2 separate regions of the Homo sapiens genome follow, and region 2 is linked to region 1. A link is a contact called in ENCODE Hi-C or POLR2A ChIA-PET data. All regions are on one chromosome and are shown on one strand. Each heading gives the region's core, a stretch centred on a gene start or an enhancer-like site at or near the end of the contact. The rest is flanking DNA. Distances are from core to core; before and after follow the strand shown.

Evidence for each region. A loop is a pair of places that touch in the nucleus more often than their neighbours do. ChIA-PET counts read pairs that join two places held with the same protein, here RNA polymerase II (POLR2A).
Region 2: a loop to region 1 is called in a map of heart right ventricle, with 5 times the contacts of the local background. The contact joins two enhancer-like sites. A Hi-C loop is called at or near these places in 1 of 168 maps with a recorded cell type or tissue (heart right ventricle). POLR2A ChIA-PET finds 5 or more read pairs at or near these places in 1 of 52 experiments (BJ).

What each region holds. Positions count from the first base shown.
Region 1 is chr9:18,237,105-18,241,092 of GRCh38, reverse strand. It overlaps a transcript of ADAMTSL1 not described here. Among named protein-coding and RNA genes, the nearest start is that of ADAMTSL1, 240 kb to the left of the region's middle. Within about 2 kb of position 2,177, at least 4 of the 41 ENCODE cell types and tissues checked have a DNase peak (open chromatin) inside an H3K27ac peak, as active enhancers do.
Region 2 is chr9:19,455,690-19,459,677 of GRCh38, reverse strand. No RefSeq gene overlaps it. Among named protein-coding and RNA genes, the nearest start is that of MAP1LC3BP1, 5.7 kb to the left of the region's middle. RefSeq lists enhancers at 1,799-1,938, 1,953-2,247, 1,842-2,437. Within about 2 kb of position 2,082, at least 6 of the 41 ENCODE cell types and tissues checked have a DNase peak (open chromatin) inside an H3K27ac peak, as active enhancers do.

The DNA.
Region 1 (3,988 bases), core at 928-3,427:
GCTACTCCAGTGAACACAGGAATAAGAAACAGCCATAATGACGATATGGAAAGTTTTAGTGGTCTGGAGAGAAGATCAAACCAGCCACAATATTCTCTTAAGTCAAAGCCTAATCCAGAGCAAGGCCCTAACTCTCTTCAATTCTGTGAATGTTGACAGAAGTGAGGAAGCTGCAGAAGAGAAATTTGAAGGTAGCAGAGGTTGGTTCATGAGGTTTAAGGAAAGAAGCTGCCTCTATAACAGAAAAATGCAAGGTAAAGCAGCAGATGCTGATACAGGGCTGCAGCAAGTTATCCAGAAGATCTAACTAAGATCACTGATGAAGGAGGCTGCACTAGACAACAGATTTTCAACGTAGATGAAACAGCCGTATAAGATATGTTAGGGAGTACTCCCTCTGGAGTACTTTGATATCTTATATTCAATGGCATCTTATATTCAATGATATCTTATACTGAAAGAAGATGCCATCTAGGCCTTTCAGTAGCAGATAGGAGAAGTCAGTTCTTTGCTTCGAAGGACAGTCTAACTCTCTTGTTATGGGTTAATAGAGTGGTAGCTTTAAGTTGAAGAAAATGCTCATTTCCCATCCTGAAAATTCTAGGGCCCCTAAGAATTATGTTAAAACTACTCTGCCTGTGCTCTATAAATGGAACAACAAAGCCTGGATGACAGCTCATCTATTTATAGCATGGTTTACTAAATATACAAAGCCCACTGTTAATACTTGCTGCTTAGAAAAAAAAAAAAAGATTCATTTTAAAACATTACTGTTCATTAACAATGCACCTAGTCACCCAAGAGTTCTGATAGAGATGTAAGGAGATAAGAGTTGTTTCCATGCCTGCTAATACAACATCCATTCTGTAGCCCACGGATTAAGGATTAGTTTTGACTTTCACATCTTATTATTTAAGAGATGCATTTTGTCAGGCTAAAACTGCCATAGATTATAATTTCTCAATGGATCTGGGTACAGTAAGTGGAAAACCTTCTGGAAAGGAGTCACCTTTCTAGATGCCATTGAGAACATTTATGATTCATGGGAGGCAGTCAAAATATCAACAATAGTAGTTTGGAAGAAGTTGATGCCAACCCTAATGGATGACTTTGAGAACATCAAGACTTCAGTGGAGAAAGTCACTGAAGATGTAAAAATAGTAAGAGAACTAGAATTAGAAATGGAGCCTGAATATGTGGCTAAATTGCTGCTCTCACAATAAAACTTGAATGAACAAAGAGTTGCTTCTTATGGATAAACACTGATAGTGGTTTCTCCTTCTTTCCTTCTTTCTTTCCCTCCTTCCTTCCTTCCTTTCTTCTTTCCTTCTTTCCTTCTTTCTTTGAGACAGAGTCTTACTCTGACACCCAGGCTGGAGTGCGGTGGCATGATCTCAGCTCACTGCAACCCCTGCCTCTTGGGTTCAAGCAATTGTCATGCCTCAGCCTCCCGAGTAGCTAGGATTACAGACATGCACCACCACGCCCAGCTAATTTTTTGTTTTTTTCTATTTTCAGTAGAGACCAGATTTCACTATGTTGGCCAGGCTGGTCTCAAACTCCTGGCCTCAAGTGATCCACTTGCCTCGGCCTCCCAAAATGCTGAGATTATAGGTGTGAGCCATGGTGCCCAGCCAGATAGTGGGTTTCTTGAAACAGAATCTACTCCTGGTGAAGATGCTGTGAAGTCTCTTGAAATGGCAACAAATTACTTAAAATATTTCCATAAATTTAGTTCATAAAGCAGCAGCAGGGTTTGAGAGGACTGACTCCAGTTTTGAAAGAAGTTCTGTTTTGGGTAAAATGCCATCAAACAGCATCACATGCTACAGAGAAATCTTTTGTAAAAGGGAGAGTAAACTGATGTGACAAATTGCATTGTTGTCTTAAGGTATTATTACAGCTACCCTACCCTTCACCACCCTGATCAGTCAGCAGCCATAAACATCAAGGCAAGACCCTCCACTAGCAAAAAGATTAAGACTCACTGAAGCCTCAGATAATCATTAGCATTTTTAGCAATACTTTAAAATTAAGGTATATTCATTTTTATAGACATAATGCTATTATAAACTTAATAGATTACAGTATAGTGTAAACATAACTTTTATATGCACTGGGAAACCACAAAATTGTGTGACTCACTTTATTGTGATATTAACTTTGTTGCAATGGTCTGGAACAGAACCTGCAATATCTCTGAGGTATGCGTATATTGTGCATTTCAAAAGTGCTAGGAGAGTAAATTTCAAATGTTACAATTACAAAAAAGTTAACTATCTGAGGTGGTGGCTATATTAACTAGCTTGATTTAATTATTCCACATTAGATTCATAAATCATAACATCACTTTGTATCCCATAAATGTATACAAACATAAATCGTCAATTCACAACTTAAAGAAAAAAAGTTATGTCATTTGGTTCCTTTCAGTGCTCTCTTTCTATGATATTAGAGAAGAAATGGGAAAGAAAACTCATTTTTTTGGTGCCTATTACATGTCAAACCAGTGCTGACTCATCTCACCTAACATTCCTAATGACGCCATTCTAGCTTCATTTTACAAATGAAGAAACATATTCAGAGAGATTAAGTAACAGCTACAGTACACAGACTGGCACCCAGTTATGACCCCCAACCTCTCACCCTGCAAGCCCAGCTCCTTCCCCTACAACTCTGCTGCCTGCACAAAGGGATGTGATTCGAACTTGGCATTTCCTCCTCCTCCTCCCAAAATACTGAGTTACAGATGAGTCACTTACTCACTGCAAACAATGGATGGAGTCACTGTAAGTGTAATGAAAGAATTTTAATTCTTTTTCTTCTGTATTTCTATGACCCAGTTTCAAAACTATATAGGAGAATCTTAACCATTTCACAGAAATTTCCACATAGTCCTAAAACTCATTCATTAAAGCTCTCTTAAAAAAACACAATGGCAGTTACTCCATGAAAGGCAACAGTCAACATCTCCCAGACCTCTGAATCTAAGTCAGAACTGTGGACAAAAAGTGGCTTTCTTAAGAGAAATATCTAGAACCCAGGTAAAAAGTGGTTCTTCAGGGAAAGTCATTGAAGCCCCTCCCTCCAGCCTCTAGAGGGCAAAGCAGTGTGAGCAATGGCATTCTGCCTCCTCTGCCATATGCCCTAGTGTGCCTGGCTTAGTCCACGAAACGTTCAAAGAACGAACCAAGGAATAATCATGATTTTTAGAGAAACAATTGCATTTAATTTTGTTTTGTCTTAACCACAGGATGCATCAAATACAGAGTTTGTTAAAAAATACTGACAAAGGAAGAAAACAGTGTACAATTAAGTACTGATGAATTATGTAAAATGGGATGGGATAATTTAATGAGGTTACAGAATCTTTTCAAATGCATCAGAGCACAACAAAAAAAGATTCAGTTGACTACTTAAGTTTTTCTAAATAGTAATGTTTCACTTATATAACATAGAAGAAGTAAATCAAGTATTTGTATCTCAGAGGCAGTCAGTATTGGTTTTCTATATAACAGGACGTTGTAGATTTATTAGGTTTGTATAGTAGTGAGCTTTCTCTGAAATCCTCTAAGTGCTTTATCCACAACATTTATACAAAGAAGACAAAAACACTTCTCAAAATGCCAAAAGCAACAAGGTAAACAGGAGAGCACGGAATATGAGAACAGTGAGAAAATAAGAACAAAAAATATAGATGGAAATACATCTATAAGGGCCAACACAGAGTGAATTGATTCATTCTGTACACAGTGCCCCTGTGTATCTGTAAACATCACTGTCATGTTCTTCCTCCTGAGCTGGTAAACAGATGTGCCAACTACAAGACACACAGTGGTCATTCCAGGGACTTAAGCAGCCAGGTGGGCCCATCTCCCACATTGGAGAGCTCATGGTCTGCCATGTGGGACACAGCTTCTGACACATGATCTCTTGGAAATCTGTAGAGTTTAAGATTAAAGAAGAATTAAAGAAGTACATTAGTGAT
Region 2 (3,988 bases), core at 833-3,332, 1.2 Mb before region 1:
TGTAGCAAGTCACAACTTACCCTCGTGTGTTTAGATGTGTATGGAATTCCTGTATACATTAGTGAAAGCTATTTACTATAATAGGGGAAACCCAGATTCCTTGCATCTGGGCCCTGTACTGATCATTAAAGCAGTTCCTGTCACCTGCTCTCCCCACTGCATGCATCTGTCCACTTGGCTAACTTTTAATATGTATATTTTTACATTATGTAAATTCTTAACCAGCCTGTCTCATTTAGAATGTATACATCACATCTGACATTATTGTAACTACTGTGTGATCAGTAAGATTCCTATAAGACATACTGCTTTTTAAAAAAAAATAAATAACATGCTGAGGGGTGACCTATAGCCCACATTAGTGAGTGGTCACTTTATTTGCAGGATCTTTAAAACAAGTACATTTTTAATGAACTAAGTTGAATAAAGGTACAATTAAAAGCTGTAAAAAAAATACTTTCTACATATTCAACACTGAATTTTTTAAGTATTTTTAATCTAAGGCTGGTTGAATTCACAGATACACAACCCATGCATATGAAAGGCCAACTGTATTTTACCCAATTATTTGTACTAATAGGACAGTTTTGAAACTGACAATTCCAATTTGGTGCCCACCTATATGAAAACCTTTAACTCATTTGCCATAAATCCTCTGTGGAAAGAGAATTAAACCTAAGAGTCAAAAGTCCTGGGTTCACATCCTTGCAATAGCAGTGGTCAAAATACATTTCCAGTCGTACCCAAAACAGGAATAATGGTAATGCCAGCCTCGCAAAATAGCTGAGAGGAGTAAATGAGACCATTTATGTGAAAGATAACTTATGTGATGGGCTGTCAAATAAGGTTTGCTTGTAAGAAAATTCCTAGGGAGTCTACCAATAATATTCCTAGGGAGTCGACCAATTATTTCACTGGACTGAAATTCCGTATTATATGTGGCTCATGGTTTATCAGTTAAAGCTTAGAATTCTCGCTCCTCCCTGGTGAAAACTCACCACTCTCTCCTTCCTGCCTCCCTAGCACTGTTGATTCCTCTCCACTACGGGGATTTGGCAGAGTCAGTGGCCTTCTCCCCTCCCCAGATCTGAGCTGCTCCATCCGTCCCCATAACCCTCTGCAGGCAGCATAATAGGTAATACCACACAGACACTTGCTGAGTGTTGATTTAAATTAGATTCATCTTTAAAAAGATCTGAGTTATAATGACATTTGACTTGTGTAAATTGAGCTATTAATCCCAAAAGTTAAATTTCACTCCAGTGGATTAAAAACTTCCTCCAGACTGGTCGGTGGCTAGTGCCTTTTGGCCCAGCTACTAAGGAGGCTGAGGCAGGAGGATCGCTTGAGGCCAGGAGGTCAATGCTGTAGTGTGCCATTATGGAGCCTGTAAATAGCCCCTACCTTCCAGCCTGGGCAACACAGCAAGACCCCATATCTAATAAACAAACAAAAACACAAAACTTCCTTTAAATCACATCTACCTTAAATTGGTTTTAAATACAGCCCCTTTGTAACCTCAGGTTCCACATCCACCTATTCAACATGGATCGAAAATATTCAGGGAAAAAGAAACAGTAAAAAATCATAACACAACAATAAATAATAATACAAATAAAAAGCAACGCAGTTTAACAACTGTTTACACAGCATATACATTGTATTAGGTATTATAAGTAATCCAGAGATGATTTAAAGCACACAAGACGTGCATAGGTAATATGTAAATACAATGCTATTTTATGTATGAGACTGGAGCCTCTGGGATTTTGGTATGGGGGTTGGGGGGTCCTGGAACCACGAATACCGAGAGCCAACAACAGTATTTGCTTTCACATTGGGCAACCTCTAAAACACCCGGGGTGGGGGGTGAAAACTGAATTTCTAAGGGAAGAGAGGAGAGGAAAAGGAAGGGAGAGAGATGCTTGGAAAAATGCAGGGAAACATACCTGGGCCCAGAAAGAGATTACATAACTTGGCGTTTTGAGACAATTGGTGATCTCTGGGATGATTAGGAACTGGGAAGGGCTTCGCTTGCGCCACATAGCAATGCCTCAAAAACCCACAAGATGGCAGTATTACTCCAGGAGCGTCTCCGTCCCTCCCACCCAGTAGCTAATGGCTTTCTTTGTTCACAGGAAACCCTCTCTCCCAAATATCATCAGCGCCACTGTATGTTTTCCATTACTTCATGCTCCTGGCCTTACCTTCAGCCAGTTTCCTATCACTAGCCCGAATATAAAAATAAACTACTGTTATTTGTTACATCTTAAAAATAGCACTTTGGTCTCTGCTCTCAATTGCCAAAGCAGCTGAATCAAATGTTTTGTTTTAATGAGAAGCATAAAATAAATAAAAACCCAGGTGAGGGTGATCTCTTCCTTTTTGTGAGTTAACACCCAAAGAGAAGACTTCCCAGGTAAACTAGGTGTCGCCAGGCTGGAGACAGTTAGAGACAGAAGTGCCACTTGAGACAAGATAAGTTCTGGGAGAGAGGGGCTGCCAGCCCTCTTAAAACGGGGCCGGAAAGGAGGCTGAGAACCGGCTCTGGAGACAGTGGAGAACAAAATCTCAAATACCGTATCTTTTAAGTTCTTATTATGAAAAAATCCAACTATACAAAAGTAGACAGAACGGTATGACAAACCCAAACACCATCTTAAGAACTGTGAAACTGTAAACCAGGAAAGAGGCTGCAAGGAAAAAATCTAAGTTCCCAGTTTGTTGAGGAGCCCTAAGATGTCACTTGCCAGAACCCTGGGTCTGCCCACTCCAGCCCTTTGTAGTATAGTTCTTTAACACAGTCTTTCAATGTAATGTCTTTTAATGAAAAGTCCTTTAAAGAAAAGAGTGGGAGAGGCTAGCCCCTGAGCTCTGGTCTTCAAAGGGCAATCTGGAAAAGGGAGCAGGTGTGGCTGCATCAACTCCCAGCCAGACTCAGAAAAAGAGGTCACCCAAGAGGAGAAACAAATAATCCAGACTGTCGGGGAGAGAGGCACACACACCCGTGCCAGTGCCCCAAAAGCAGAGCTCTCAACTTCCTCAGCCACTGTCCCTGACCACAGCCTCAAAAAAGTTCAGTCCCGAAGACTGAGTAACCAATTTCAGCACCAAAAGGATTTGAGTGCTTGCTTAGTCTCCTGTTGGGCAGAGGCTGTTTACCTGGATGGGCTACTAGAGATGTCTGAACCCCCAGAAAATTATATACTGATTGAATGTCCCTTATCCAAAGTGCCTGGAACCAGAAATGCTTGGATTTCAGATATCAGACTTTGGAATATTTGCATTATACAGCATCCCTATTCCAAAAATCAGAAGTCTAAAATGCTCCAAGGAATATTCCCTTTGATTTTTATATAGGTGCTCAAAAAGTTTCAGGTTTTGGAGAATTTCTGATTTTTTATTTTTGGATTAGAGATACTCAACCTCTACATGGACGTTTTCCTACAGCTTTTATATTGCCAAACAACTATGGGGCCACTCCTTGTCCCCTCACCTCTGCCAGAAAAAAAAAAAAAAGTCTAAAAACCCACTGTAATGATACAGATAATGCTTATCCAGTCTTTCTTCTCTTACGATTTTTCTTTTTTTTTTTTCTTTTTGATAAATGGTCTCACTGTTTGGCCCAGGCTGGAGCACAGTGGCACGATCTCTGCTCACTGCAACCTCTGCCTCCTAGGCTCAAGCAATCCTCCCACCTCAGCCTCCTGCGTAGCTGGGACTACAGGTGTGTATCACCACACCTGGCTAATTTTTGTAATTTTGGTAGAGACAGGGTTTTACCATGTTGCCCAGGCTGGTTTTGAACTCCTGAGCTCAAGCGATACACCCACTTCAGCATCCCAAAGTGCCAGGATTACAGGCATGAGCCACTGTGCCCAGACTATTCTTCTAAATCTGATGATCTGTGAGTCCTTTCAGTTTAAAAAACTGCCACAGAAAATTAAAAGAAGTAGGTAAAAATTTTCCTGCTAAATTTATGATTTTA